Regions from separate parts of the Homo sapiens genome. Here all the other regions are linked to region 3. The links are chromatin loops, found by intact Hi-C in ENCODE. Cell type or tissue: IMR-90. All regions are shown on one strand. Each heading gives the region's core, and the rest is flanking DNA. Links, peaks and the distances in the headings are about the cores only.

Region 1 (8,508 bases), core at 1,967-6,966, 520 kb after region 3:
AAAAAACCCCAGGGGTACTTATAATGAATAATTATCATACCCTGACCCCTAGGCAGGCTGTTCTTAGGTTGTGAGTGTCATGAAATGAACCCTGGAGGTGATATTAGGGAAAAGAGAAAAAATGAAGACAGCTTTTTTCTTTCTCTCACTAGAATAGTCTGCTGACAACAGGCAATTAAAGTTCAAGGATATTTGAGAGAGGAAGCCCATTTTAAATATGGAAGAGAAAGTTGAGTGATAGAAGGGTTAGATAAATTGAGTCCAGCAGTACAACCTCAAGAATAAGTTCTGAAAGGAAATCCTTGTAAACTGTTTGGTTTTCTTTTATAGAATCACCTAAGTTGGTCACCATAGAGATGACACAAGCAAAGACAGTCCTCTCTTCCTCTAAGCTTGCAAATGCCTTTGTAAGAATGGACACCAGCAAATTCCACCCCCAAAAAGAGAGATATAATAGAAACAGAGCAATATTGTCAAACACCAGGACTTCTGATCTATGTCCCAGCAGTAGTGGTAAAAATGAATCAAGACAACAAATGTAATTTTTTTTCTTTCTTCCTATAATATAATTGTAGATAAACATGAGAAGTCATATATTATTAGGTCAGGGTTAAGTAAAAATGATGCAGCATTCATTTTCATTCAATTTAATTCAACAAATACTTAGTAAAAGTCATGTGGTAGATACTCTACCAATATTGTGGATACACAAAAGGAGTTAATACATAACCTATTCCCTCAAGAAGATGCATTTATTTGTAGTTAGAAGCCCCAGTACTATGTGGAAATTCTATATACTTTTATTCCATTCCTCTTTCTACTCTCTTAGGTCATTTCACACTTTCTCATTATTATTAAACTTCTCAAAAATCATTCTGACAAGATAACTCATAAGTTTCTCAGAACAGAAAATATATAACAAAATGAATGTGTGAATGAAGTAAAATAATTTCAATATTTCTGTGTAATGCAAAAAATCAAAAAAACAAAGTTCTCTGGTTTTCACTTAATTTGTTTGGCAAATAGCTCTTATTCTCATAGCTTATTCATTTTTACAGAAATATTGCCATAATTCTGGTTGCTCTTTTACACTAACCATCACAGAGGTAAATGAAAAAACTTTTCTTGTGTAATTTCAGAAGGTAATGCCTTTTAATGTAACTCTATATTTTAACATTTTGATTTTAGAACAGAGCTTTAGTGTTGATAAGGCATAATTATATACATGTATTAATAATTACACACATGTAGAGGTATTATATATAATGGAAATTGAATATACTCTACATAAAAATAAAATTATAAGCAAATGAACATTATTGAAATGCATTATTAGTAAAACTGATGCTGTAGGTAAAACTAATTATAATTAAAATCAAAATATTTACTAAACCTACTTACTCCTATAATTTGCGTTGCTGGTTAAAACCCAGCTATAAAAATTTTGATCAAAAATTTTTATTTTGTAAATGATCTGACACAGCATAAATGTTAATCACATTTCTTTATTTTATTTGCAGATTAATTTGAGTAATTTGAAAAATTATTAATGTTACTTAATTACTCTCAACACCTTACAGTGTCTCCTGTAAGCACTATTGGTGATACTGAATTTAAGTTACATTTAACAACTATCAGAAAATAGTTTTTAAAGTAAAAATTATGATTTGGAGTTTACCAACTAAATCTTGTTAGCTTTCACTGCCTCTATTGAGAAGAGCAGCAGTTCTTATCTTCCTCCTTTTTCTTCTTTAATTAACAAGAGATTATTTGTATCATAGCCATAAAATCAGTTCAGGTCTTACATGAACGACACCCCTGACTGCAATGGTGTAGTTTATTGTATTAGTCCATTTTCATGCTGCTGATAAAGACATACATAAGACTGGGTAATTTATAAAGAAATAGAAGTTTAACGGACTCACAGTTCCATGTGGCTGGGGAAGCCTCACAATCATGATCGAAGGCAAAAGGCACATCTTACATGGCAACAGGCAAGAGAGAATGAGAGCCAAGTGAAAGGAGAAACCCCTTATAAAACCTTCAGACCTCATGAGACTTATTCACTACCACAAGAACAGTATGTGAGAAACAGTCCCATGATCCAGTTATCTCCCACTGGGTCCCTCCCACCACACAAGGGAATTATGGGAACTGCAATTCAAGATGAAATGTGGGTGGAAGCACAACGGAACTATATCATTGATCAAAGCATTATTGTTTTCTCTGATAAACTGATCTAGAAAGTGCTGCTTGTGATCAGCTTTGGTGACCATGATCAGTGAAATGGTTAAGGAAATCTACAGATTTTGTAGGTTTGTGCCTTGACAGACGACCGGTATCTGTTTCTCTTTTCATGATGAAGTATCTAACAAAGCTCTGTCCAAAATTTTGAATTTCTCGTTAAATGCATCATGATTATAGAACAGAGGTTACAATCAATTATTCAGTCACACAATCACTCTCATCAGTCATTAAGGTGCATACCTGGTGTTCCAGTTATTCAGTGTGGTATAACAAACTACCTGGAACTTAATGGCTTGAAATAGTCACCATTACATTATGATTGTCCATTCTCTGCATCAATAATTAGGATTTGGCAAAGAGGGAATGGTTTGTTTACAGACAGACTCCAATGTCTGGGAATAACTTGAAAATATAAAGATTTCTTTTTAAAAATGTTATCTTTAAATTTATTTTTATTCCATATATTTAAGGTGTACACAATGATGTTTTGATATACACATGAATTTGGATCTATGTTTTAAGATCACCGTCTGTATCTGGTGAGGGGTAGGAGAGAATAGAAGAATGCTGCTAGAGATGGCTCCTTAAACAGACCAGAGAAAAGAGTCTGAAGTAGTAACTTAGCTAGCATGTTTAATCTACATAGAGTATAACTAGAAAATAGTCATATTCTAGGTTGAGATACAAGAAATGGGATGTGTAAGAGAAAGATAATGAAGATGCAGATAAATTCTCCATTTTCAGTGTTATTTGGTTCTACATAGCATATTGGTAAAAGACTACAACTACTTATTTTTCTCTTTATGATAGCATCATTGTAACACATTTTTTAACCCAAATGCATACATGATTGTAGCAGTTTGCTTAATAACTCCTTTTTATTCTGAGGCTTCCCAGGCAAATGCTAAGTGAACATAAAATGAATGTATGTTATCTACACATTTAATATAAAAAATAAAATAAATGAATGAGTGGATAAATGTAGAGTTTTTAAAACATAAATGATTTAATGCATTCAATAAAACATTTTTATTATAAATAGTTCAGGGATAATTTTTAATTCCTTATTTCCCTAAAAATAATTCAAGATCATTATTATAAAAATATTCAACAAACCACTAATCATAGAATTAATATGAATGTAGTAATCCCTTCTGTACCTTGGAGTCAAAATCTACCACATAATTATTAGGCAATTAATATTTTGGAAAAAAAGTTTAAATATGCTAATTAAAGTGTTTGTTTTTAATTGTAAAGGGTCATTACCAAGTAATGTGCTGGTAAGTGTCACTTACAAATGGTTAGGAAATGAAAGTTATGAACAATAAAATTAGTTCAAGTTCATTTTTTGTCTAGGAATATTAAATGCTTTATCATTACACTTAGTTGTAACTTCACTTCATCTGACTCCATATTAATGATGGCAGGGATTTCAGAAAAAAATAAGTATGATATTCCTCATGGATTGCTCATCAGAGATATTGATTATGCTCAATTATTTCCTATAAAGGCAGGATTAAAGTTTATGAGCACAAATGAGAGAGCTTGGTTTACTATACTGAACCTTTACTTGAGAATATGTATATCATATATATATGTAAATTTTTGTTGCTGTTCAGTGTTATTTTGGTCAATTTAAATAGTCAAATATGGTTATTTTCTGCTAAAATATCAAAATATCTTAATCCTCTGTATTATTATGATCGTTCATTCATTCAAAATTTCTTGAGCACCTTTTAGGTACTTGAAATAAACCACTAAACACAACAAAAGTTTCTTTCCTTCTCTTGTAGAACAACAAACACAAAATAAGTAAATTATATGATGTGTTTATATGTGATAAATATTATGAAAAATAGAAACATTAGATGAAATAGAGGTTTGGGGAGTCAAGGATGTGTATCATGGTTTATAATTATAAAGATATTGATCAGAATCAATACAGGCCTCATTGGGAAGATGTCATTTGAGCAACAAATAAAAGGAGGAAAAACACTGATTTGTGAGGATATTTGCAAGTTCATAAAGCAGAAGTGTGCCTTCCCTGTTTGCGAAACCTCTGAGATGTTGGTAAGCCTGAAATGAGATATTCAAGGAAAAGGTACTGAGGGAAAGAGGATGGTAGAGTGTGCAGATATATGTAGGAAACTGTGGGCTACTGTGAGGAATTTGCTTATACTCTGACTGAAATATGGAGCCAGTATTAGGTTTTGACATGATCTGACAGAGTCACTCTAACTACCGGGTTAAGTGTAGGTTTGTAAGAGTGGACTTAGGGAAATTAATTAGGAGGCCATTGCAGAAATACAAACGAGATGACAGCGTCGAGGACCAACATGTTAGTAATGGAGGTGGTGAGCAGTGGCCATTTTCTGCATATTTGCAATGTAAATGCCGCAGAATTTCCTGGTGGATTGGAAAAGAAAAGAGATATGTGAAAAAGGAAAAAGAAGAGTCAAGAAAGAGGCTTGTTTGGGCCAAACGAATTGGAAGGGCCGCGTCGCCATCAGCTGGATGCATAGAAGACTGCAGCGGAGCAGGTGTGGCAGGGAGTGGTAGGGAGGAGCAAAGCTTCTGTTTTAATTAAGTATGAAAACTTACCACATATGTGGAAGTTTCTGTTCATTCAAAAAATGTTTTGTTTGTTTTGGTAAGGCTAACACTGATTTTTTTTTAAAGCATTTGGTTTAATAGTCATAGAATTGAGTCCATTTCTATCAGAGCATTGTATTGTGGAAAGAATTTGCCACGTGACTTGTTTTGGTTCATGGAAGAAGAGATGAAGTAACCCACGCCTTGAAAAGTGCTCACCCAGTGAGACTTGCCCCACTCTTCTCTCTGAGATGCTTTTTTGTCATTGTATGAACAGGTCGGGGATAATATTTTAAAAGATGAGAGACCACTCAGAGAAAGTGCCTGAGTGTCTTAGTTCCAGCTGGACCCTGGAGGGAAAACATCCAAGACCACCCAACCCCGATCAAACAAACAAACCACCTAGCCAAGTAACAGTCAAAGAAAATCTTGTTGTTTTGTTACGTGCTACTAATTTTTTGAGGGAAATTGCGGGGCACATTGTGACGTAGCAAAGGTTAATTGATATAAATACCAACCAGGTTATTTATCTAGTTAACGTCATTGATATTATAATCTAGATGATTACAAAATCTCCAATTCATTGAAAAAAGATGTAACTTTTGAGACCAGTAAGACCTGACTTTGAATCTGGAGCTTGATACTTTGCAGTTGCCTGACTCTCATCTCTTAATTTTGCCGCACTTGATTTGGGCCCTAAGAAAAAAATGGGAACACAACCTTGTACAGCTTTTGTAGATGAAATAAACTTTATAAATAAAATATATTCAGCATATACTACATGCTCAACAAACTATTATTATTTTATTAATTACATGTCATTATTTAGACATCATGTAATGTACTTATTCTGTTTTTTACATTTATATTATTATTCTTATTTTTAATATTTTGCTGTCAAAGCTTTAGAGCTTAGTACTGAGATTCTCAACTGTCATTAATTACATTTTTGAGCATTTTAATAACATTTTATGGAATTCCAATCAGCGTTGCAATTCCTAGAAAAAAAATGATTATCTTGCTTCCTTCCTTGTATATGTACCCATAGTTGATCTTTCTTTCCTGGCAGAACTGTGGGGAAATTGAGTGGCCTTTGAAGGCATTCATGACAGCATCTGTAAAAGATTTACAGCACTTAATCTGTCAGAGATTTGTCCTTAGAATTAAAGAGCAGTAGGATATCTTTAGACCACAGGTCGCATGCTTAGTTACATTCAAAATATCTTGTAAAATTAGTTTCAATGTCATCATACTAATGCCTATGTCAGCTTTTTAAAAACAGTGGCAATGATATACAGCCACCTAAACTTTGACTGGAGACTATAAAATAGATGGAGTGGTCAAATTTAGTCCTAAGTAACCTTTTATTCAATGACAGTAATTACTTATTTGAACCTTTAATTCATTTAAATTTGCTTGAACTTTCAAGTGACTACCCACGTATTTTCCATTTTGACAGATAAAATTCAATGACTAATATGTAGAACAACCTACCTAATGCTTTGGTGTGATTGACAGTTAAAAATCATAAAGCACCTTTTCCTCTGACAGATTTGAAAAGCTAAATCTTTAATAAGATCAATTTACATTTATTACTTTTTTCACTATTTTTACAGAAACATTCTCCAAAATAACAATTAATGCTCCATGAATGAGATTCAAGAGATTTGGGAAAACATGAAAATGTCTTGTATATATACACTTTGCTTGTGAGAATTCCAAAGTTTTCATCATTTTTAAAGTTTTTGTGTGTGTGACCCTGGTGAAATTACAGTCACTGCTTTAATGACATTGTAAACATCTGTTAATCAAATAACAAGTGATCTTACCAAAAATATATTACAAATGTATCGCTCCAGTGAAAGAATCATATAGAAATATTCTTCTTAATTTTTCCTCCCAAATGTTTTTCTCTAACTCACTTGCATCGGTTATAATGTATGGACATATTCATTGACATAAAATGGATGTATTTATTGAATAAAATCCTTTGAAATGGTTTGCTTTAAGCGGGCTGCTAAAAAAAATCATGTTTTAGTTTTACATTTGTATTTTTGTCATTTCTCGTAGAGCAGATGACAAATCAGCCATCTATTGGCTCACTATCCCGAATTTTGGAATAGTGACTTTGTCCTTGAACACATTCTCTGAGATTGTGGTAGTGCAGCCACATTTTCGCCCAGAACTAATACTCAGAAAGTCGATGGAATTGCACTGTTTTTGAGAGCTTTCAGTCAGGTTGCTATGGGAGTGATTATAAGGAGTAAAGCTTCCTATGGTTTCACTGAACTATTTGAACAGACTCCCTCCCAACTTACTTGCCATCTCTCTGTTACTGTATTTATCTTAAAGTCTAGCTCTATACTAACCTGAAAAATCTTGCTTTAGCTATAGAACCACAACATTCTTTCTAAGTTTATCAATTTAGACTCCTTTAACTTGGAACCAGTGGTCATCCAGATACAGAATAGATGACTTATGGCAGATTTGTTTAAAAAAAAATTAAAGCAGGTATAATGATATCTGCAATTAACCTGTAATTTCTGTTTTTGTAGTTATTACTGGCTGCCATTTTTTTTTTTTTTACTAATTCTAATTACAGGTTGTTCTCAGATTTTATCAGTAACGCTTGACCAATTTACCATAAATGATGATTATTGAGATCCAGTGTCACTTTCTAATCCAATAGATCTTGGATGTAGCCCAGGGATATGCATATTTTATGCGTTTCCCCTAATGAGTCTGCCTCTGGTTTTCGGAAGATCCTGGTTTGAGAAAACTGTTTGAGAATTTAAGTTGGGTCTCTCACCTAAGAGACTGTTTCTTTTCCCTAACCTTCATAAATTGCAGTCAGCAGATATATCCAATAAATCTTGTACAATCATGGAGAAAATTTAAGGCATACTTTTAGAAATGAGGATTCTTGTTTTTGTATGTAAACTTTCATGCTGTTTATGTCACCATTCTCCCTACTTCTATTTTTTTTCCATGGATATTCAGGTTTATTATTATTTAGAATCAGAGGATAGTACAACTGGAAGAGACATTTATAATGATGTAATAATGCCTCAATTACATATGAGAAACTTGAGCCTAGAAAAGATATGACTTTTACTTAAAAAGTAATGACTTTTATAATGTCATTTACCTAAAAGTTATATATAATAATACTAGTTTTATTAGTAAAGATAGATTTACTGGCACTTATTTTAGTGCTATTTTTACCAGATATTTTTAGGATCTTGCTATTAGAACTTTGTTCAGTGATAAAATTTAATTTTACTTTTAATTATGGAGCAATACATGCTTGTTGTAAAAGCACGAATATTTCAAATATTCCACAATAAAGAGAAAATAAGAAGTAAGTAATGTTTCTTAGTTTTCCAATGTTAGTGTTCAGAGATAAAGTATATTTTCCATACTTTTTTTTTTTTTGAGTCAGAGTCTTGCTCTGTGGCCCAGACTGGAGGGCAGTGGCATGATCTCAGCTCAGTGCAAATTCAGCCTCCAGGGTTCAAGTGACCCTCTCATCCCTCAGCCTCCCAAGTACCTGGGATTACAGGCCTGCAACACCACATCCCTTTTCCCAGGCAGTGTTATCACTTTGTCAAGCCCATGCTCTTCCATACTACAGCAGGTAATAAACTCCACTTTTGGTGATGAACAGGC
Region 2 (8,508 bases), core at 1,377-6,376, 760 kb after region 3:
AAGAGTCACAATTCTCACAATCAAAACTACAATGACATATATTGCACCCCAGTTAAAATGGCTTTTATCCAGAAGACTAGCAATAACAAATGCTGGTGAGAATATGAAGAAATGAGAACTCTCATAAACTTGGTGGGAACGTAAATTAGTATATCTGCATGGAGAAGAGTATGGAGGTTCCTCAAAAATCAGATTTGACATACACACAGAAAAAAAACAGAACTATATTATTCAGAAGAGAAATGAACTATACAATTCCTTCTCAAATAAGGAAGAGAAGGACTCTATTTGGTAAAGGAGTGGAGTATGGCAGGAGGCTCAGCTGAGTCGGAGGAAGCCACACTGCCAGGTGTGGGAGTAGCCAATGAAGACAACAAGCCAAAACGAGAAACAGTCAAGCCTCCCATCACTTATTGCCATAATACAAGCAAGAGGCTAACCTGGAGAAATCACCATTTCCCCTGTTCCGTGTCCTCCCCAGGAATGGCACCAGAAGAGGGTCAGGAGGAATAGTTCAGGCGTGAAAATTATATCAATTGAAGTGAGACCGGTAGACCTCTCGACATATAACGACTCAGCGATTCCATCCAAACCCCTGCACTAAGAGATGACCAAACTCTAGAATGGCTTCTATAATAGCAGTATAAGGCTGTGTTCCTGGGATGACCCCAGCTCTCCCCCTACTCTACATCCTCCCCTTTCCCCTTATAATGTCGGCCTGAGAAAGCTCAATGTTGCCAAATGAATTTACTATTTGTTCCATCAAAAACCTGCTGATAAGCAGATAGGCTGTGGAAAACCATCTTGGAGAAGCTACTTCAAAAGACTGCTCCATTCAGGCTGCTATAACAAATACCATCGACCGTGTGGCTTTTAAGAAACACAAATGTATTTCTCACCATGCTGGAGGCTGGAAGTCTGTGATCACAGTGGTGCCTGTTGAGAGCCCTCTTCCAGGTTGCAGGCTGCGGTCTTTTCATTGTATCCTCACATGGTGAAAGGGATAAGGAGGTTTTCAGGTGTTTCCTTTGTAAGGGTTGTAATCCCATTTATGAGGACTCTACCCTAATAATCTCATTAACTTCAAAGACCTCACTTCTTAACACCATCATAGTGGGAAAGAGGTCTCAACAAATAAATTTTAGAAGTACACAAATGTTCACTCCATAGGCAGCTTGCAATTATGTATCTTTTTTTTTTAATCTCTTGTAATGGACGTGAAGCTAACACTCTAAACTGTTTCTTCAAGGACCTGAGAGCTATCTCTGAAATGCAAACATTCAGGGAGATAACTTGTTCTTTCACCCAGTCTCTGTGGGAGGACGGGGACTAACTCCTGTGGGTCTGTGCCTCCTTGTCACCTGTCATTATCCCTAGGTGATGAGATGGCTCACTAGAATTATCTCCAAAAAGCAAAATTAAAAATGAAACAGGGTACCAGGATGAGTAAAACACAGCTTATCTTGGGTTTCTAGTATCATCTAAGGGAGTTACTGAAACACACTACTAATGCCTCATGATACTAGATAAAATTTATTGGGGATAAATCAAGAAGGGATGTAGCACAGTGCATGCTTTTCCTTATTATTCTACAGCCTTATGTTGGACATAGTTGTTCTTTATGCAGTTTCACTGAGATCACAACAGATATAGTTTGGCTCTGTATCCCCACCCAAATCTCATCTCGAATTATAATCCCCGTGTGTGGAGGAAGGGAGGTGGTTGAATCATGGTGTTGGTTTTCCTCATGCTGTTCTCATGATAGTGAGTGAGCTCTCATGAGATCTGATGGTTTTATAAGTGTGTGGAAATTCCTCCTTCACTCTCCTCTCTTGCATGCTGCCATGTAAGATGTGCCTGCTTCCCCTTCTGCCATGATTGTAAGTTTCCTGAGTCTTCCCCAGCTGTGAGTCAATTAAACCTCTTTTCTTTATAAATTATTCAGTCTCGGGTATGTCTTTATAGCAGTGTGGAAATGTACTAATTCACCAGCTAAAAAGAGTATGTTTGGACTAGTAGGAGTGAGAATACCTCAACAAAGAGAGCAGGCTCTGTTCCCATCCTATGTTGCTATCTCTAGCATAAGCCGAGAGGTCCTAGGTAACACCTATTTTTTTCCAAGAAACCAGAAAATATATCAAGGAATTCCTAGGCTCAGGAACATATCTAGGAAATATGCATAGTGAGTATCATGTCTATTCACAGAGGGCCTAGAGAGCAGCTTTGCGTGGCAGGAACACACAGATCAGCCAGAGGTGTCGTCTCTCTGCAGAACACTTACTCTAGTGGAGCCATGTCTCTGCTCAGCTTCCGACCTGGCTAGGAAATCATATTCCAGGGTTATTACAATTGCTTTCTCATCATATAACTATATTTCTCCCACATTTTTACTATAGCCAGGAAAAAAAAGTCAAGGTTTAAAAAAATGACATATTCTGTTTGAGTTTCGATTTATTTTTAGTAGGCTAAAAAGAACTTCCATATTGTACTTGACCTCAGTTGGCGTGTTTATGTAAAAAACAGGGCTCTTTCCACCTTTTATTTATTTATTTACACACTTATTTATTTATCAGTTCAAAGTCTTTTGCTATGTGTGAGTTTACTTTGAATGATGTTGGGGACAAATATAAATAAAGTTGTAGACATTGAGAATTTTAGAATAATGTGGGACTCAGTCCATAAGAAGGTAAGAACCACAAACTATATAGGGAAATATAGACATAAATTAGACAATTTCAACACTTTATTACAGTAGAAATACCTAGAGAATGAAGTTGAAAACCATGAAAGAGAAGGAAGGACCTGCTTGAGGGAGGAAAGGGTGTCAATAAATTCTTAAAAAGAAAATGCAACACTTGAAAAAAAGATAAAAGAAGCAAGCACTTTACAGATGGATGTGTTTGGAGGTGAAATTTTAGGCTGAGGAACAGAATTAATAAAGACTTGACATTAAGAGAAAACATATCACTGGAGAGTTTAACATACTTCATAGAATGCCTGGAACACAGAGTGTGCAGAGAAGAGAGGGTTAGTGATGAGTTTAATGGATATGCATGACCTCCATCTTGCCTCACTAATAAATTTATCTTTGAATTTTATGTCATGGTCAGTTGCTGGTATATTTGATGCAAAGAGAAACCAAAATAGAATTGTATTTAGAAAGAACACATGGGCAAAATATGGAGGATAGATTAAAAGAAAGTGAAATTAGCATTTGAGAGGCCAACTGGGAGATGACTCTAGGAAACCAAATAGGTGACTCTTCCTTTGAATAGCTTTCCATTTTTATCACAAATTCACAATTTGTTACCCATTTGTAATTTTACATCAAGTCACAATTAAATTCAACTATAATAAACAGAACTCAAGGGCCAGTGTTTGGCAGTGAGATTAAGAACTAAAAAAAAACTGAAACAGAGCAACAAGCATATAAATATATAAATAAATGGAAAGGTCAGAGTTAAAAAGAGAATATGCAAAGTGGCTTGGAGTTTTAAAAATTCAAAGGGAAATTCAGTCAATGAAAATAAATTAAAGCCAAAAAGGATTATGAGCAAACTCTCTGAAGTTAAAGAACCCGCCCTACACACTCACCATATTTGTAACATTCTTATCCTTTTATTACAGCAAACATTCAAATGAAACCATTAAAATCACTGCCACAGTTTGATTGCAAGACCTTATCAAATAATGGATTTGACATTATTTATCTTCAAAGACTCAACATTCCGTCTAAAGCCCTGAGGCCTTGAATCTCCACTGAAGCTATAGATCATCTTCACAGATATGACTTTGATCTGATGACCATCTTTGTGAGGAAATTTTCCTTTAACTAGTGTGTGTCCTAATTAAAACAGAGGTATCTGCTGCGATTAAAAAAAAAAATCAAGGCATTTCTTACTAAGATTTCATCTGAAATACCTTCATGGTCAGTGGAACCTCAGAGATCCAGGTGCATTATACCTGCACGCTAATGTTTTGGCTCCCCCTGGAGGATATTAGTATGTCACAGAATTTACTAAGTGACAGAGTCAAAGCTAGTTTCCCACAAGCAATATAAAGTTGAAAAGATGAAAGATGAAAGGAAACAATAACAAAAAATAGGGGGTTCTGATTATATGATAGAATAACTGGTACTGAATTTGCCATCCCACAATAAACAACTTTAAAGCTAGACGGGGTATTTGAGACTAATGTTATTAGTCAAAAGAAAAGAGGCAACAAAAGACTGATCACTGAGGGAAGGGAAAATCGGAAGGCAAACCTCAAAATCACCCTGGCTCCTGGTGAAAGTATCCTTAAAAGTGGCAGAGCAAGCTGCATTCTTAGCAGGGCATGGTGTTACTACTGGACCCAAGAGCAAAAATCAGAGTTCAGATCAGCAATCTTGGATCTACAGGGCAAGACACTGGAAAGGAGGTAGTGTCAAACGGTTGGTAAGGAGGAGGCAGAAATCTTTATGAGGGCTTCCTGTGATGAACGGCTTGACAGAATGTGCGGAGCAAGAGCGCATGAAGCTTACAGTGGAGCAGTTTCAGCCAAATGTAGAACAAAGCAACAGAAATAAGAGAGGTCAGACAGTGCTACAGGGACATCAGAGGTCTAGCTCAGGTAAAAGGGAAAGAGATCGTTAATCATCTCTCAATCTCAGGTCATCAAGTCAGAGACCATGGAAATGCTAAGAGTTTAGAGTAGAAACAATGCCCAAATCATACGTATTAAAATGAGAGACACCATTAGGTTAGAAGTAAAATAATAAGCATAAAAATCCTAGTGACTATCTTATTACGATACAAGTAGACTTTATAAAAAAAGAATGAGTCAAGAAATAAAGACATTTCATCATAATAATAAAGGAACAATTCATTAGAAAGACATTATTTTCTAAATATGTATACACCTAAAAACAGAACTTGAAAAATGCATGAAACAAAACTAACAGACAAATTCTAAAATTTGAGGACTTAACATTTCTTCTGTCAGTAATTAATAGAATAAGTAGAAAAAATACAGCATGCATATAGGAGATCATAACAACACTATCAACCTACTTGACCTAATGAAGATTTACAGAAAGGTATGTCCAACAATTACAACTCTACAGGCTTTAGAAATACACACAGAAAAAAACATATTTCGGTCCATAAAACAACGTTCAATGCATTTCAAATTATAAAAAAATACAGTGTTTAGCCTGACTCAAACTGTATTAAATTCAAAATCAATAAAACAAGAAACAGAAAATTCCCCAATATTTGAGAATTCTATGACACATTTCTAAGCAGCCCATAGGTAAAAGCAAACATCCCCAAATTATTTTTAAAATATTATAAAAAAAGGAAAACTCAAAATATTTAAATATATAAGATACTGCCTAAATAGTTCTTAGAAGCAAGATTGTAGATTTAAATGCCTATAATTTAAGAGGAATAAATTTTGAAAACAATTGTAGGAGCTCCTACCCAATAAGCTCAATAAGAACAAATTAAATTAAAAATAATGGGCAGTAAATAATAAAAATAAAAACAGAAGTCAATGAAATAAAAGACAAGAGTAACAAAAACAAAAATAAAGCAAAGTAACGTAGTTCTGTTGAAGGTTTAATAAAGATGATAAACATATAGTGAGATTAATAAAGAAATATTTTAAAGAGAAAATTACCAAAATAAGAAATAAAAACCAGGATATCAAAAATTGATCATTCAGATATTAAAAGGTTAAAAGAAAACTTTATAATAACTTTGAGTACTTGGATGAAATTGACATATTTCTTGAAAAACTCGACTCTACAAAATTAAAGAACAAACATAGAATCTAAAATGACATATATCTGTTAAGAATATTGAGTTAATGATCAAAACCATCTCAAATATATACAAATACGTATATATTCCAAACAGAGAGGGTTTCAAAAAGTACTTCTTTATAACATTTAGCACTTGGAGTGCAGTGTAGAAAACTTACCTCCCTTCAGTTTCCTGTACTTTTACTACTTTTAAATAACATTGTCTTGAGTATAGGATAGTATTATAATTTCTCTTTTAATAATAAAATGTTATAAAACTCATGGGGAGAATGATATACTGAGTTCAATAGTGTCTCTCAGAAACCAAAAACCACAGAATGTGGTCATATTTGGAAATTTAGTCTTTGCTGATATAACTAATTTTAAGTAATAATGAGGTCATGTTGGGTTAGAATGGGCTCTAATGTGATAATTGATTATTTTCAAAAGAATTGAAAACAGAAACACAGAGACACAGACACAGGGAGAGTGCCATGTGGCTATGGAGATGGAGACTGGAGTGATACACCTACATGCCAAGGAATCCCAAGGTTTGCCAGCAACCACCAGAAGAGGCAAGGAACGATAAGAGAGAACATAGCACTGCTGACATATTAATTTATGGCTTCTAACCTCCTTCTCTCTGTGAGAGAATACGTTTTTGTTGTTTTATGCCACCCATTCCACGGTACTTTATTACAGCAGCCCTAAAAAACAAATACAAAGTTTTGCACAGATAAGTACGATGCGGCTGTTATAAATATCAAAAAATGTGGAAGTGGCTTTGGAATTGGAAAATGGATAGAGGATACAAAAGTTTTGAGGTGCTTGACAGAAAAAGCCTAGATTCTCTTAAAGGAACTGCTGGCAGAAATACAGATGTTAAAAGTGATCTAGTGAAGACTCCAAAAGAAATGGGTACAGCTACAGAGAATGTTCTCACATCATTGAGAACGCATATATTGTCACGAACAGATTGTTGGTAAAAATATGAATGTTAAAGGTGCTTCTGGTAATGCCTTTAGAAAGCAATGAAGAATGTGTTATTGGACATTGAAGGAATCCACGCTAAAAAGTGGCAGGAAATGTGGCTGAATTATGTACTGTTGTTGGGTAGAAAGTAGAATTTGTAAGTGATAAACTTAGATATTTAGGTGAGATTTCCTAGCAAAGTGTGGAAGGTGCAACATGGTTTCTCCTTGCTGTTTATAGTAAAATGTGAGAAGAAACAGATATGTTGAAGAAGAAACAGCCAAGCTAAAAGGAGCAAGCATTTGGCGATTTGAAAAATTCTCTACTTATTCAGACAGCATGCTCCAGAGGCAGGATCCAAGTACAACCATTTGTTAAAAAGGCTAATCATGGGACTTATGCTGCCAAGCACTATATTAACCTCTCCTAGTTGAACTGGCATCAGTTCAGAAATATTGAATCTTAAATTATTTTCCCACAAGTCCAAGTCCTTGAAGGGCTCTTCATTTTCCTTCCAATGTTTTATCTCTCCATTTTTCAGATTGGGTAAATTCTACTGATCTGTCCTCTAGTTCAATTATTATCTCCACTGTACTCTTGAGCCCTTCCATCAAGTTTTATTTCACTGTTTTATATATATATATAATTTCTGTAGCTTCCATTTGCTCTTTTTTATATTGTCTACCTTTTGCTATATTTTTAAATTTGTTTCAAGAGAATGTCTAATTGTTGAAGCTTTTTTTTATTACTGCTGCTTTAAAATACTAGACAGATAATTCTAATACTTGATGAATTTCGACATTGATGTTATGTGAATGCCTTTTCTCCAAGTTGTTATTTTCATGACTCTTGGGATGATGGGTGATTTTTTTTTGCTTTAAATCTTGAATATTTTGGTTATGTTAGGAAAGTCAGGGTCCCAGTTAATATTTTATTGTAGTAGGTATTCACTCTGTTCAGGTTTACCACACAGGTTCTGGTCTATATTGTTCAGCTGTGCATCCCATGACCATTTAAATTGCGGTGGTCACTATCGGTGGTGCCTGAGAGGACAGAAGGTGTTTACGAGGCTGGGCCATGGTGGGAAAGTGAGGATTTGGCCTGGGAGAATGAAAAACACTTCCTAAGCAGGACCACTCATGTGAGCAGATCCCCTTTGTGGGTGCCTACTGGCTATTCAGTATTTCTATGTGAGGGAGGAAAGACTTAGGCCCATAGGGACCAAAATAGTCTTTCTGTGCTCAATTCCCTGTGGTGGGATCCCTTGCCGGCAGGGGCCAGAGAGTTCTGCCCTGGCCTGGTGCTTGGTTTGGTGAAATCTCGCTTGCTAATGACACTAGATACCTGCTATATCTGTCATGAGGAGAGGAGTCGCAGGCCCTGTGCGGAAAGGTAGCACTTTTCCATTTGATTTTTGTCAGTGGGGTTTTGATCAGTCCCTCTTTCCAGTACTACTAGGTTCAACTGATATTGCTGGCAGGACTCCTGTTTGATCTAGGTGAGTGGTGAACCAAGCTGACTATATTTTCTTGCTAACTTGGAGGTTGGGCAACATCAGGCTGAGACACATTTTTGTGTTGGCTGAGGCTTCACAAGACATCCTAATATTATGCTATTCCTCCAGTCCTTGTAGTCTCTAACATTCACTTTTCTCTGTTCACAGTTCTCCATTTGTTGTCTATTGCGTTATTTCCAGAGTGTATTGCTGTACTTGGCAGGGATGAGCAGGGAGAAATGAGTCTATAACATCT
Region 3 (8,508 bases), core at 1,520-6,519:
CACTGATCTATATGCTTCTATAATATATAATTATCTATATACTTCTTTAATATAAATATATTGTTGTAGCATAAAATACTTGTTTTCAATACATTGCCATTGCAGGCAAGAATTTTACCAATTAGATTTCTAGTGAGTATTTGTGTTGTATTACAACTAAATATGAGAATGGCTATTTTATTAAAGAGTAATATTTATTTATTACAAAATATCCTAAAGTCTTACAATATTTTCTAAAATCTTTAATTTGAAAAAGCTTAAAATTAATTTAACAAACTTTAAAAGTGAAACAACTTAGGGACTATACTGCAGTCTCATATCAGTAAAATTGGATGAATCTCATCTGTGAAATCATTTCTTTATTTCTTACTATTTACATTTGGAAACTTAAATTCTATGCTATAGTGTTGTGTATGCAAGACAATACTGAGTATGGTAAAATTTCTAGGACATTGTATAAAATGTGAAGATACAGTAACAATATGACTTTATTAAATGGAGTATCTGCATTTCATATACACCATGAAATGTGAAAACAAGGACCCAATATCATAATTTTGATATGCAATGACATTCTGCTTTAATTATTCTATTTAATTGTTTGTTCTTGACTATATTATATTTGAATGAGCCCTATAGCACTGAATAATGTTGGAGAGATTTTTCATCCAGTCTAAATTATTGAGTTCAAATATTTCAGTATACGTAAGATCACTCCATACTGTAACAAAGAAGTCCCTGAAATAGTGATTGAGAACTTTGGACTATTAATGTATGTTTAGGTTTCCTGTTGCTATCTAGCACACCTCTGCTACAAAATGAAGGAATAAATTGTCCTGTGAATTAATTTAAACAAGAAAAGTTAGATCCTTGAAAAAATTTATAACACATGAATATTATTTGCGAATAGATAGGAAAAAGATCAATAATCTTAAGACAGAATGAAGATTAGGGAAACCAATGATTATAGAGAAAAAAAGATAAAAAATTTTAAGACGGAAAAAGGACTAAGTTAGAAATACAATGTCTGTAAGGCATTTGGTGCATTTTATTTATTTATTTATTTTATTTATTTATTATTTCATGTATTTGTTCAATAAACACGAACTGTTTACTATATGCCAGATTTCAGATTAAGCAATTGTGTGGTAGGGTTGTTTTTTAATATATTCACACCTAGATTGCCAAAACGATTATTTCAGATGATAGCCCACTGAAGCTGGACTTAACAACAATCTCATAATTGAGAATTGTTGAGAAATGTGAGGGATTGCAGTGCTCTCATTTGTGTGTGTGTGTGTGTGTATGTGAGAGAGAGAGAGAGAGAGAGCAAGATAACATGTATAGGATATATATGTGTGTATTTAAAAATATTTATGCAATATCCTGTGTCTGTCCTATTAGTGACATATACATGTGATATATCCATATATGTATATATATCTATTAGTGTTACTGGAAGGACCAATATATATGCAAACTCCATAGAGTAATTAGAAGAGCTAGGGAGCTGAAGGTGCACTTAGTACGTAATTGATAATTAACGCAGTCGGGCCAGGGGAAGGCTAAATGAGCAGAGATGTTGCAGTAGTCATGTCTATGAGGACAAGAAGTAGGTTATTGGGTACAGTTTAGGTAATTTTGGAATAATTTCTTTCAACGATATAATGGATTGTAAAATAGTTAAAAATATTTCATTTCATATTTGTTTCTTATTCACTCTCTGCATTATAGCTTTCAGAAATGAGGATTTTTGACAAAAGGGATTCTATACTAGGATCTTATTGTGTGTGTCACTGAACCATTTGATAATGTATTTAGAGATACTTATTACTTTGTTGATATTCCCATATTTAATTCACCTCATAGTACTTAAAGAAAACTTTATTTTGCCACATCCAGTTACAGAAACAAATTCAGGGAAGGATTTACTTCACACAGATATTTATCTGTAACACACTTGAAGTGTAATTATATTTTCACAAAATAAGTTCTAAGATATGATTTCAAAACCACTTTATAGAATGAATGACAACTCTACCGGCAAGTTAAGAAAAATATTTTTCCTATTAAATACAAAAATAAAATGGGTCATGAGTTTGAAAAATATACATAAAACATAAAGATGAATGTTTGCTGATTCACCAGGTTGTAAATTTTCATGAGCAGTTGTGCTTAAAACTTTGTTTAAATACCAGTTTAGCAAATTACTAGCATAAAATATATATCACAATTTACATATGACTGTGGGCTGTTAAGAGAATGGAGTATATTTGGATCAGCAGAAATTCTGTATGAAAAAGAAAGGTCCTCTCAAGTTCGTACAATTTGTCTCCACACATTTAGTGAAAAAGTCCAAAGTGTGCATTACTATATTCCAGTCTTATGTTTGACATATGTACTTAAATGATTGCAGCCATGGAAAAGAAAAAGAAGTTCTTGGTGATGATTGGCATGTATCATGGTTCAGACAAAGACCTGTAAAAAAAACCTGTCAGATTACCCAAAACCTTAGGAAACAAGTCATCGTTATTTCTAAAAGTTGCCAACATCAGCACTGATCCGAAATATATCCGTTATTGGTGAAGAAACCGGATTGATGTTTTATCTGTCAAAAGATATCATGAACAGTAGTTTAAGTTTGCCACTTAGAAGAAATTTGGCAGTTCCTGTGAGGAGATAAAACTGCTTTTATGAATAAATAAAAAAAGGGAAGTCCCAATTGCTTACTCAGTCCTTGTGCTTAAAATAATGAAGAGTCCAATTAGCATATTCTTTCATCCCCTTTTCTAAATACTAATGTTGAAGCAAAAAGAGATGTTCATATAATCATGTATTTCTGTCCTTGGTGTACAGCATTGAATTAATGATGTCAGGAATACAGACTAAGGAAATACATTCAGCAATTCCACTGAAGAAGCTTACAGTGCAGTAAAAATAAAGATAAATGCATTACATTCAGTGTTGACAGCCAAAATAGAGGTCGGTGATTACCTGTAGGAGAGAGCAGGTTGAGGTACTTCAAAGGCAGTTTACTGAAAGAAGGGAGGCTCTAGAGGGATGTAGGAAGGTAGAAGAGAGATGAAAAGCTCCAGTATTATCCAGAGTACAGCTAGTTTGTCTGGCCTTCTTCTCTGCTTTGCTAAATATGTTTTAATTAATCAGCACTCTTCCCTCTTGAAAACATTTTCGTTTGCTTTATTTTTTTTTGCTGAGGTTATTATTTATTGTTAGATTCAAAACATTGAATTGCCACAGTTTGTCTTTGCTATGCCTGTGTTGCTTGATATAACGTACATGAATTAAGCATTAATGAATTAGATCTTTTAAGAGTAGTTTTCTGTACAGTTACCAACATGACATGATAATAATAGTTTCTTGTTTGTACTTTTGTTTCTATTTGTTTGCTGAGTGTCAGGAACCGTTCTCAGAATTTACATGTGTTATCTATGTAATCATTACTAAAATGTTAAAAGAGAAATCACCATCATCACTGCTATTTTTCAGATAAACAAATTGAAGTGAGAAAAACTTAAGTAAATACAAAAGTTTCACATTTAGTAAGGTGGGACTGAAATACAATGCTATTTTTTTACTCCCAGAGTCTTGTGTTCTAGCTAATAATTAGTACAGTGGGACCAGTTTGGGTTCTGATGGCCCCAGTTTTCTCCTGGCCCAGTCTGTCTGGATTAGACCAATGCAATGGATGAGAATTAATAACGATTCCTGGAATCACTGCAAGTGTACTTGGAAGTCTCAACCAACATCCCAGGACCTAGAAAAAAAATCTATTTATATTTAGCAAGACTGGACAGCTGCCACCAGGTGGCACTAAATTCAATTAAAACTAGATGGCTGCAGTAGCATCCCTGATCATCCTTGGCTGGGCAAACTCAGCCTTATTTTTGCAGTACTGTAACTTACAGAATTGAAATATTTGCACTCCAATTGTCTTGCTATGATGGAATTTTCTGTATTTTTATTTGACATTGAAAAATATCTTGAAAATAGAGTATTACAATTTCATGGATGATTACAAATACTTTTTTGGAAAAACTATAGAAGTTTGACCTTTTGAAACAAAATGTTAGATTTGCAAAGAAGTTGAAAAGCCACTAATTTTAAATGTAAGGAATGACTGAATTACCTTTGCAAGATATTTGCAAAGAAGAATTGATATTGCCTGACCTTTCTAGTGAGTAACATAACCCCGAGAGACTAACTGGACTACCTTTGGTCAGATGACAGAAGTTAGCAGTTATCAAATGAGTCAAAATCTGTGTTTTCACAACTTTTTTGTTTCTCTACAAGGTTCTAATTTTAGAAACATCATAAAACCAAACGAGGCAATTACAAATTAACTTTTCTTCAGATTTTTTAAACCTATTATGAATTTTAGTTAAGTTTAAGTTAATTTATTGCAACTTCCATGCTTGTTATTTATTTTTTAATTGATTTTCTTATTGAAGAAATGTTAATTGAGTGATTACTCTATGCCTGGTGTTAGGGGTCAAATAGTGAATCAAACAGATAAAAACTTTACCAATGTAGGGTTTACTCTCATGTGAAGAAAAGACAGTTCACAGATAAATAAATAGAGTGACTATCAATTGTGTTAGTTTTATACATGCAACATGTAAGGGCTTAAGGTAACTATAACTACAAAAATTGATTGAATTTGTATCATATACCAGGCACTATCTTAAATGCACTGTTGTATTTAATTCTCATAACAGCCTTGTTTGAGTTTTGTTTTACTCCAAAACAATCCTTGGTTTTGGCAATTCACTAGAAAAACTCAGAGGACTCAGAAAGCCTGTGGTATTTATGGATACTGTTCATTCAGGGAAAAGATACAGATCAAAAGGGCAAAGGGAAATGGCAGATGGGGCAAATAGAAGCCAGACATACATTTCTTAGTGTCTCTTTCCAGTGTAATGACACTAGGACACACTTAATTTTCCCCTAAATGATGAATGACAGCACATGCAAAGTGCTGTCCACTAGAGTAGTTCCTCTGAGCTTGGGTGTCCAGAAGTTTTATCAGAGTCCCTTACCTAAGCATTTAGCACCCTCTAGACTGATTGAGCTACTCACTCCAGCCTCCTTCCAGAGCAAAAACAGATGTTCACATTAAATCACATGGTTTATCCAACTGCTACTCTGACCAAAGGCCTCAGGCATGCAAGTACTGGTGGCCAACATAAATACAGTGTGGCCCAGGGCCTCAAGCATACATAACCACGCATACTCTTACCAGGGAGAATATTCTAAGGAATAGGTTGTCTCTGAAAAGTCAACCAATTCTTTCTTTGGAATGTGCAGAGTTGGGGTAACCGAGGCCTGCTCATTTTTTACCTATTCCACCCATCTGGCCCTTGGCATACACTCTCTTACAATAAAACTATCATATTTTCCTGAGCATTTATATTTATTATAACATTTATATTTTAATCACATTTATATTTAATCACAGAACAAATCAGTAAAAATTACAGGTGTATTTTCCCTGCCTTCCCAAATGAATTGGCCCTTGTACATATTCAGGATATTGTTATAAGTCATTACAATTCATTATCTCTGGGTTATAAGTCATTTGGGGTCAAAGCAGTCTTTGTGCCTTGGTCACAGGCTTGTGCTAAGATTGCTATAATTTAATTTGACTATGCTATGAGAGCTCCCCATAACCTTTCCTGTTTAATGATGGGGCCATTCTCTAAGGGAATTGGGACCCCCGCTGTGATGCCTATTGCTTTATTCCCTGAGAAACCTATTGTATTTTTCAGGTCTGCTTAATAGCTTTTCAGGCACCAAAACAAGGCAATACATATTTGTACAAAGAACACATTGGCATTTAGGGCATACAGCTTCCTGTTTAGTACATTATAACCTGGAGCGCCTTTAAGCATTTAGTCATCAAGACTTATATTATTTATTTATTTAATTTTTTGAGACGGAGTCTCGCTCTGTCGCCCAGGCTGGAGTGCAGTGGCGCCATCTCAGCTCACTGCAACCTCCGCCTCCCAGGTTCAAGCAATTCTCTTGCCTCAGCCTCCTGAGTAGCCGGGATTACAGGCGCCCACCACCACGCCCAGATAATTTTTGTATTTTTAGTGGAGACGGGGTTTCACCATGTTGGTCAAGCTGGTCTCGAACCCCTGACCTCGTGATCCATCTGCCTCAGCCTCCCAAAGTGCTGGGATTACAGGCGTGAGCCACCGCGCCTGGCCTGGTCATCAAGACTTATACAATGATAAGTTTCCCAGAAGTTGTATACCATCATATTCTCTGATGGGCCATTTGCAATAGATGTAACCAGAACAATAAGAGTCAGGAGACTCTTGCTAGAATTGCTACAATTCCACTCAGTCATTAAAAGTTACTTACTTTTAATATTATACATTGCTAGAGTTCCACCCAGTCATTAAAAGTTATTGCAGATCATCATCACATTGTGTGACCACATTGTTACGCAGAATGATGCCTCTAGGTTTACCAGATTTTTATTTGAATTTGCTAGGTTCAAATAAAACCACTCTCTTCCTGCTACATGGATTCCCAAGCAGTAATTTGTCTTTCAACATATTGCATCTCTCTCAAAAAGTTTGGTGGAATAGAATCTTTCTGGTCAGTCACAAAATTCAGACTAAACGCCATTTCATCAACTTATATTGATAACCTGTATACAAATATTTAAATATTTTACCATAACCTGCTGACTACCCTTCTCTAAGTATTGCTTTATCTCCAAATTATGCTATTAGTTTTGTTGTTTTATGTCCCTTCTCTTTCTTTTATGTGATTAACCTTTATGTAAATGGCTTTCTAGATTTTTTTAGTTGTGTTTTGGGGGTGATCTGGGAATTACTACTGGGTGAGTGGGTGGGAATTAAAGTGAACGTTCTTGTGTTGTTTGCAGAGAGGACTGCCAGTTTTCTCTCTCTCTCTCTCACCCTCCCCTTGAAATCTATTGTGCTTTATTATCAGATCGCTAAAAATTTTAGCCATGATTAGATGTAGATTTTGAAGAAAAAAAGGATAATCCAATATATCTGTTTACTTCTATATAATGGTTTACTCTTTGGTTTTAGTTTGAATAGCATAAAAGAGATATTTATAATATATTTTTCTTAAAATTTTATAAGCTTGAACTTCAGGAAACAGAAAAAAAGAGCACAGTTACCTAAAGTAAGCATAATAAAACAAATACATCAATGAAATTTAAAACAGGAAATCAAGAGAGAAAAATCAATGTTTAATAAGATTAGATAAGAGTACTAAGATTGACAAACTTCGTTCCATTCAGGGTTCCTCAGAAAATAGAAAAAAGAAACAGATGATTGATATCAGGAATGAAAGTGGAGGCATCACTACAGATCTTATGGACATTAAAATCATAAAGGAATATTGTAAAAATTATCTGCTTACGAATTTTATAACCTACACAGAACACACCAATTCCTTGAATGACACAATCTTCCAGAACTCACAAAAGAAACAGATTATCTGACTAGGCCCTTATTAAATAAATTGAATCCGTAAGTAATACAAAATAGAGAGTGCCAATCCCATATAAGTTCATGGGTGAATTATACCAAACATTGAAGGAAGTAATTACACTAATTCTCCATAATCTCTTTCAAAGTATAGAAGCAGAGGGAATCCATCCTAACTAATTATATATGGTCAGCATTACCCTAATACTAAATTACATGAAGATATTATAAGAAAAAAAACTACAGTCCAACATAGCGCATAAACATAGACGCAAAAATCCTCAACAAAATATTAGCAAATAGCATCCAACAATATATAAAAATATTTTTACTTTACAACCGAGTGGGACTTACTCCGGGTGTGTAAGTCTGGTTCAACATTTGAAAATCAATGATTACATTTCCTCATATCAGCAGGCTAAAGAAGGAAAACACAGGATCCTAGATACAGAAAAAAAATCTAATAAAATCCAACACCCATTCATGATAATAATTCTCAGCAAACAAACAATAGAGGGTAACTTCATCAGCTTGATAAAGAACATCTACCAAAACCTACAGCTAACACCATACTTGGTGTTAAATTAGAGCCTTCCCATTAAGATTCGGGAGTAAGCTCAGGATACCCCTTCTCATTAGCGCTTTTCATCATTGTACTGGAAGTCCTTGCTATGCAATAAAAAAATAGAAGAAAGGAAAAGACATACAGACTGGAAAGGAATAAATAAAACTGTCTTTCTTCACAGATGACAGGGGTGTTTATTTAAAAAATCCAAAGAATCAGCAACAGAAACAACAAAAGCTTTCTAGAATTAATAAGCAATTATAGCAACGTTGAAGATTATAAGGTTAATGTGTGTCAATTACTTTCTTACATATTAGCAATAACCAAATAAAATTTGAAACTAAAACACATTACTATATTAATACTTTCCAAAATGAAATATTAGAGTATAAATCTAAAAAAGTCTAAGAGCCATATGAAGACAACTACAAAACTATGATGAATGAT
Region 4 (8,508 bases), core at 1,365-6,364, 210 kb after region 3:
GCTTATAAGCTGTGGGATGTGGGCTAGTTATTGAATATTTTTCAATTTCCTCATCTTAAAATGGAAATACTAGCCTCAGCCTCATAGTGATGTCATGGAGATTAAATACACTAGTAAATGTAAAGCTTTTTGGATGTTGTCTAACAAGTATAATTTATCATATGTATGTATTGCCTTTTATAATTATTACATTCAATTCCTATTTGTTGAATAAATTTTTTATTTTATTATCAAAGAAAAGAGAAAGACAGGAGGACCTAATAAGAAAACTACCTAAGTGAAGAACTTTGATTGCATGTATTTATCTTTCTGACATCATTTACACTGCTGGGTGAAATGGTAATTATACAAGAGGTCAGCTCATGAAATTGAAATAAGAGGAAGATTAGAAAGCTAGGAGCAAATCCAGAGGAAAGAACATTATTGCTAATAGTAAAGAGAAGAAACTTACAGGGAGGGAAAACAGTATTTCTGTTTAAAATTCTTAGTATGACTGTAGAAACTGGTGGATTTGATACATTAAAACAGTTTTGAGAAGGTAGTTTGGATAAATTAATTCTAATAACCTTTGGAGAGTGTTGGTTTTTCTGTCTACATATTTAGCAGTTATGCATTGTCTTTACCTCAGAGTATTTGAAGTTGAGTTTACTTACTCGATAGAGAAATAATGCCATTAGGAATGAGGCAAACAGAATACCTATAGAAGGCATCCACAATGGGGTGCATATTCTTTTGTGTATCTGCATTGATCTTGCATTCTGCCTATGGTCCCTATTTACCTGTCCATCATCAGGAGAACCACATGACCCCACTGTCTTCTGTGCGTATTCTTGCTTCTCTCATATCTTTCTTATGTCCTCTTAGGGCATCTGCCTGGAATTCTTCCCTCAACACCACCCTTCTTTCACTATTTACAGATCACAATCCACACTTTGGTTTGTCAGGAAACATACCTACCCCATTCCTCCACTTACTCCTAGAAAGATATAGTTTGCCTACCTGGTGCTTTTCACATTTATTTGAATTGTACTGTAAAATTAGTATCTATCTTGTTTGTTTAACTTTAATGCCACCAAGGGTAGAAACTATTACAGTTTGCTCAGCACTGCATCGCAGTGCCTGGTTGCTTATTGTAAAATAAATGCGCGTGCACACACACACACACACACACACACACGCTCTGACACAAAATAATTGTTGAATGGTTAAGTGAGATGATCCATCAATCTCCCAAAAGGCCAAAGGATTTAATGACTCTAAAAGTGTTCCATGACACAGTAGAAAGAATAGAAAGTTTTGGAATACTGGCCACCTCAAATGTGCTGTGAACTCTAATTGGATTCTAAATTTGACAATAAACGTCTAGTCAGGTGAGGCCACAAAAAATAACCTATAAATAATGACACATTATATAATTTCAATTGTTTGACAATTAAAATTGTCAACAAAAACTTTTAGTTGCAAATAAACTCAAGAAGTGGTTATCACATGGATATTTGATTAAGGGATTTTTGAAAGGACAATAAACTCTAAAAATAACCATATTATAAAAATATTGAAATACCATTTAAATAAGCAATTCTTAAACTGACCTTCTAGAAGGGCAAAGAACATAACATCAAATCAAATTTCAGAGAGTGCGTTTTTGTAAAGGATGGAATAATAATGTACAGTCAGACACTTTGTTTTCTAATCATCTTACTTAATTCAGTGATAGAACCTGGAAATACTAGATAGACAGCAAAAATGCTCATTAACCTGTCTCAATCAAATATCAGATGTCTTAAATGAATCTTTAGTAGGTGTTGAATCAGAGCCAAGATATAAATGAATTTTCTTTCAGATATTTGTAATGCGTTTCTGTAGCACAAAGAGACATGTCCTTTAGAATGTCAGAAACGAAAATAGAAAATGACCTTGGACTTTTAGTGCAAGTATTTGACTCAAATGCATATTGTGCATCATTACAGAGCCAGTGATGAACCTGAGAATGGCTTCTAACTTTCCTAGGAATCACACACTTGGGCACAGTGTCTGTTTTTCCAGAATTTATGTTAATAATTTCAGGTATATTGATAATAACTTTTAAATGCAAACATTTTTACTAATAACATCTATATACACCAATAGTTTTTCACAAGTCAAAGCCATGTCATGTATAACAGGTAATTACAAGAGAACATGTTTATTTTCAAGCGAAGATCATGTAACTTTAAAATTTACTTTTCAATACTGTGAAATAATTACGTTTCCTTTATAAAAATGAATAATTTGCTTTGCATTATTAATAATGTATTTTGTTGTTATATTCCAATAAAGTTAATTAAGTACAAGTGCTTAACTCATAGTAAATAATAGCTGAAGGAGTACATTTTCTTTACTCAACTGCATGTAAATTTCACTATAACATAATTTGCTTTCTAAAAATATTAGAATATACTGTTTCTGTCCTAGAAATTTAAGTGACTTTTACGTGAAGTACCATAAATATTTTCTTACATTTGTTCAACTATACTATCACACTATGGGATGAAATCTGAAGTTCCAGCAAGACTTTAGTAAAAGCAACTTATTCCAAGAAAATTATGTAGTTCAAATAAGTCATAATTATTTAGGCAATCAGGAACTATTTTTAATACAATATGAAATTTTGCCAGTAACTTAAAGGATAGAAAGTAGGATGTTGCCATGTAAATATAGAGAGAAAAAAAGGGGAAAAGTGTAAAACACGTCTGTGAAGAGTGTTTATTCAAAGCACAGGATATTGTGGAGAGTACAAGTAATTCAAAATAATTGGAATTGACGGTATCCAAATTGTAAAGTGTGCTTGGACAGAAAGGTGATACCACATGAGAGATCTTTAAACATCAGGCTGAGTGATTGGGTTTTGTTTGGAGTCATTGAAATGCTTTTTATCATTATACAGCCAGGGTACAGGAAACCTTCATGAAGCTATGAGAATGTAAAAAGTGTGCTTTTTAAAAAAAACTTATTCTTAGCTATACAAGAAATACTTTCTACATCAGGAACAGTTTCTTTTTTCTTTTTGCCAGAGAAACATGGGAAGTAACATAATGTTATATGTTTGGTCACCATTTTGCACACACAAGCATAAAATCTTTCTTTTTCCTGAATCGATGTAAACAGAGCCTGGACGGCCGTATCGAAGTCAAAGGGCAGCATGGAAGCTCATCACTGCATATTAAAGATGTGAAGTTGTCAGATTCAGGGAGATATGACTGTGAAGCTGCAAGCAGAATTGGAGGGCATCAAAAGAGCATGTACCTTGATATTGAATGTAAGTTACTTTCCTTTGTATTTTCATTAAAATAACTTTGCATGCTTTGAAACATATGATTTTTCAATAAAGACCAAAATATATATGTAGTTCACATTTCAGTACTTAATGCATAGCTTTAGAGGAAATATAGGAATCATTCAGTCAGTTATTGGAGACATCTAGTGGAAATTACAGGATATTTCACAGTGCTGTATATTTCATCATTTTGATATTGCTTTTCCTGAAAATGGTCTTTCTTTTTTTGCAACATTGAACTCAAAACACAGTATCAACTGAAAAATATTAATTATCAGTAATTGGTCGATATCACTTTAGATTTTTTATTTCTTTATAATATTTATGATTATGTCTCAAATATGTAGTGTTTACATTTCTTATTCAAATTGTTTTGTTAGGCTATTTTACATTTTCATAAACTATAAAGAGTATTTTAAATGCAGTGAAATGTACTAATATGCTGTCTTATCAAAATAGTGTTTATTTTCTGTCTGGAAGAAAGGAGCATGACAAGGATAGTTTTTAAAATAAATTTAAAAATGTACATAACCACGTGAGTTTTGGGAAATGGGAGGGCTAATGTAAGTCAAGCTTTCACAAAACCCCTCTGGTCACTGCATGGAATTTAAAAATAATTTGGTATACATGCTATTTAAAAAGGAAGAAACTTAACATCATTCTCAATAAATATTTATGAAGCATCAATATTGGAGAGTCTCTGATGCTTGAAAGGACATAGCTGTTCTTAGTGGAATGTATGAGATATTCTTATTGACAAAATATTTCTATTGGAGCATGTCTAGTACATTAATATTGATAGAATGCAATGGTAACTGTGAAACAAGATGCATTCTCTTATCGAGAATGCCTTCAAAAAGAAAATATTTTCTCAAGAATAGACATAAGTTATCCATATTATTTTACATTTTATAGACTGTGCTTGTCAAGAAATTCATGGAAAGACCAATCAGAAACTTCTAAAAGAAAAAAGGACTGTTGTGGGGTTGGGGGAGAGGGGAGGGATAGCATTAGGAGATATACCTAATGCTAAATGAGGAGTTACTGGGTGCAGCACACCAGCATGGCACATGTATACATATGTAACTAACCTGCACATTGTGCACATGTACCCTAAAACTTAAAGTATAATAATAATAAAAAGGAAAGAAATTCCCATAATAGGATAAAAAGAAAACAAAAACAAAAACAAAAAAAAAAACACCCACTGATATATTTGTTAAACTATACAATTCCTGGATCTGTAACAACCTTTTTAAAACTATTCATACAGTTGTTGGAATTTACTAAACTTCGTAACTAAAAGAAAAAAAAAGAAAAAAGGATTATGAAAGGCAGTCAACAATAAAAGGCAACTTGATTCTGACACAAATTACTGACTTCATTTGCTGATATTAGGCAGCTTCTAAGAAAGCCACTTTATTTCCATCACACTTTCTAAAAAAATAAAAATGGAAAGCATTGATAATATTGAGAACACACAAAGGAGGAAGTGATGCCAATAACTTACTTAACCTTTTTCCCTTAATAATTTTTTCTACTTTTTTCCATTATTACAGTATATTTCTTTTTCAGACCAACAACATCATTAGCAAATTATAAATACTTTACACTTTTACAGTACATTTGTTATATTTTTAATTAAAATTTGTTTATTTAAACCAAAATTTACTTTATGATTTTTTTTAATTTTTCTAAATGTGAATCTAAATGAAGAAAAAAAAAACTTAAGCATGCCAAGATATGATTTATATGAGACCTCCTGGCCTCTTCCACTGTCCTACAAAAGTGCTAGGCTGCTAGGCAACATATTATCTTAATGAAACTATATTTAGGACTTTTATTCTTTGCATTTCATTAATATTTTAAAACATTTGCTGTATCATAGGATTAGTACTAAATGTCTGTTGCAGGTCCTCAGAAAAGTGGAGTTTATGAGAAATGAACACTATGGATATTTCCAAAGCACAGTAAGGCAGAGTGGCTCGTACAAGATATGCTAGTATTAGAATAATAGGACTAGCTAATATGTTAATTAATAGTGTGTTATGTGTCCCTGAGTCCTCAATTTCCTTAGTTATAAGATAAGAGGGTTTAAAGAAGAGACTGTTGGGACCTATTTATACTCAAGCATTTAAAGATACTTTTATTCAAGCGTATCCACATTCTCCAGAGATGCCCTGGGATTTCTGAATTATTGTCCATGCATGACAGCATAGGTATTTGTGTGAAACAAATGAAAACCGAAATTAAGATTATAATTCATATATGTTTATGTTGTAAAACCTCACTGAAAATAGTTTTAAAAACCATACTAGGTCCACCTTAAGCTTCAGGTTTTGTGCTGAGTGATAATGGACACAAAGATGAATAAAACATAGCTCCTCCTTTATTAGAAGTCTACCATCAACAGGAGTTTAAATTAAACCGCAGCATGTATTCAGATTTCAAAGTGAGAATGAATAAAATATCAAATTAATGTAAAATGCTAATACATAATTACATGAGATTTTTAGTTATTGGTTTTAGCTGGGTAGAAAATAATGGGATAAACAAACAACTGTATATTGCAATTTGAATTATTTGCTCTTGTAATCTATTAATACCATGAATTAATAACTTTAATACGAAAAAAGTACATTGGGTACTTTATTTTTCAAGGACTGATTTCTAACAAAGTACAAGTTGCTTTTGATCACATTGCATTCCTTCTTTATAAGTTTAAATATTGGTTTATGTTTCTGCTTAATTATTCCAAGGTAAATGTGCAGACTTAAGCTCACCAGAAAATTATGTAGTTTAGTTTATCTTATTTAAACAGGGATGAAAGGTCTTGTTTTCTAAAAGGATGTTTTGAGAATTATTTGAGTATCCCCTGAGATTATTATTGCCGCCATCTTGATTAGAGGGTAGCTAGATTAATATACATTGAAAAAAATTTTCTTACTATTAAACTTTCATGTAAATATAACTACTTTTTGTTTTCCCTAAGCATTGATTATTTTTCTGCAAATATTGTTGAAAATGAGTTGAATGGCTCTTATAACACTTGATCATTTTTCCTTTTTTTCCAAAATGAAACATTCAAATTTATTCTACTTGAGTGGGGATAATTAGAAAAATAAATATCATCTCTTGTTAAGACATTATTCAAATATATTTAAGTACAATAAAAGCCCATATATAATGTAAAATATGAGTTTTGACCTATGTATACACCACTAAATCTATAATAATCATCAAGATAAACATTTACATCACCCTCAAGAATTTTCTCAAGTCACTTTAAAATCTATCCCTCCTTTTTACAACTATCCCTAGGCATCCATTTATCTACTTTTGATCACTACAATTTAGTTTACATTTACATGTAAGAATGTATATACATAGAGTCATGCAGTATTATTTTTAATTTACTTTATTATCTTTGAAATGTACTTATTTACTTTTATTTAGTTATAGTTGACAAATAAAAATTGTATATATTTAAGGTGTACAAATGTGATGCTTTTAAAAATTTATCATTAGTATTATTTTTGATTGGCCAACAATAATTGTATCCATTTATGGGGTACAATGTAATTTTTGTTATATGTATATAGTGTTAAATGATTCAGTTAAGCTCATTAACATGTCCATTACCTCACCTACCTTTTTTATGGTGAGACATTTAAAATTTACTCTTAGTTACTTTGAAAAGCACATTATTGACTGTAGTGATCCAGCTATGCAATAACTCTCAAAACCTATTTCTCCTGTCTATCTGCCTGTCTACCCTTTGATCAATAACTCCCCATTTCCTTCCTTCCCATGCACCCACCCCAGCCTCTGCTGACATCATTTTACTCTGTTTCTGTGAGTTAAACTTTATAAGCTTCCACAGTTAAGGAAGATTATGAGGTAGTTGTCTTTTTGTGTTTGGCTTATTTAACTGAACACCAGTGTCCTCTAGATTCATCCATGTTGTGCAAATGACAAGATTTATCATTTTTTAAATGCTCAATAGTATTCCACTGTGTATCTATACCACATTTCCTTTATCCTTTCATTCATTGGTGGACATTTAGGTTGATTCCATATCTAGGCTGTTGTGAATAATACTGTCATGAACATGGGACTGCAGATACCTCTACCAGGTACAGACTTTTTTTTTTTTCCTTTGGGTATAAACCCAGACAAAGGATTCCTGAATTATAAGGTGGCTCTCATTTTCTTTTTGGGAGGAACTTTTATACCACTTTCTATGATGGCCATGCCAATTTACATTCCCAACAAGTGTTCCTTTTTATCTACTTCCTCTTCAGTACTTGTTATTGTTCATCTCTTTGAATAAAGCCATTCTAATGAAGTGATTTTTCACTCTGGTTTTAATTTGCATTCCCCTAATGATTAGTGATGCTGAGCACTTTTTTAGGTACTTGTTGGCCATTTGTATGTCTTCTTTTGAGAAATATCAATTAAAGATAATTTGCCCATTTTAAAATCAGGTTGTTTTCTTGATATTGATTTGCTTGAGTTATTTGTATATTTTGAATATTAACCCTCTATCAGATGTGTGGTTTGCAAATATTTTCTCACATTATTTGAATTGTCTCTGCTGAGCTTTCACAGCTGGCATACATTCGCATGTATATGTGTGCATCAATAATTTATACTACTTGTTCCTGTTATTACATCCTACAGATATAACAGAGTTTGTTTATCTAGTACCTATTGATGGACATTTTACGTGTTTTTAGTTATTGACTACTATGACAAAAAACTTCTGCAAAGATTTTTGCAGATTGTGTGGATATATAAATACTATTCTCTGGAATAAACATTTTTGTTTGATTTCTTCAGGTAAATTTTTCAAAAGCAAAGAATTATAATTTTGCTGTCGTCTAGTTTATTAAATTTATCAAACTGGACTTTTACATGTTATACGGTTCGTGTTTTTTCTGAAAAAATATTACCTAATTTAAGGCCATGACAATTTATGTCTAAGCTTTCTTTTTAAAGTTTTGTAGATTTTGGTTTTACCTTAGGGCTGTTATTAATTTTGAGTTCATTTTTGTGGAGTAGGTGTTCATTATTTTTCCATGTTTATTTCTAGTTGATCAAGCACTAGTTAATAGAAAGGACTTTTCTTTTTCTAGCTAAGAGTTTGACAAAGTTGTTGATCTTTTCAGAGTGTTAGCTTTCCATTTTGT

What was found. A loop is a pair of places that touch in the nucleus more often than their neighbours do. Peaks named below come from ENCODE experiments on the same cell type or tissue, not always from the same donor. Only the 100,000 strongest peaks of a DNase experiment are listed, where the experiment ranks them.
Region 1: a loop joins it to region 3, with 12 times the contacts of the local background. A loop is called at or near these places in 7 of 110 quality-filtered maps.
Region 2: a loop joins it to region 3, with 4 times the contacts of the local background. A loop is called at or near these places in 12 of 110 quality-filtered maps.
Region 4: a loop joins it to region 3, with 11 times the contacts of the local background. A loop is called at or near these places in 11 of 110 quality-filtered maps.

What each region holds. Positions count from the first base shown.
Region 1 is chr21:21,684,324-21,692,831 of GRCh38, forward strand. No RefSeq gene overlaps it. Among named protein-coding and RNA genes, the nearest start is that of LINC00317, 49 kb to the right of the region's middle. In IMR-90, for the core only: a CTCF peak has its summit at 4,754 (motif pointing left); no DNase peak of the experiment used is centred there.
Region 2 is chr21:21,917,848-21,926,355 of GRCh38, forward strand. No RefSeq gene overlaps it. Among named protein-coding and RNA genes, the nearest start is that of LINC01425, 180 kb to the left of the region's middle. In IMR-90, for the core only: a CTCF peak has its summit at 3,983 (motif pointing left); no DNase peak of the experiment used is centred there.
Region 3 is chr21:21,160,276-21,168,783 of GRCh38, forward strand. All of the region lies in intron 1 of NCAM2 (neural cell adhesion molecule 2), which reads left to right. Among named protein-coding and RNA genes, the nearest start is that of NCAM2, 170 kb to the left of the region's middle. In IMR-90, for the core only: a CTCF peak has its summit at 3,838 (motif pointing right); DNase peaks (open chromatin) are centred at 3,846 and 5,176; H3K27ac peaks cover 1,589 bases.
Region 4 is chr21:21,370,716-21,379,223 of GRCh38, forward strand. It overlaps NCAM2 (neural cell adhesion molecule 2), which reads left to right. Exons shown (of 18, transcript NM_004540.5): 9 at 3,148-3,298. Among named protein-coding and RNA genes, the nearest start is that of LINC00317, 360 kb to the right of the region's middle. In IMR-90, for the core only: a CTCF peak has its summit at 3,453 (motif pointing left); no DNase peak of the experiment used is centred there.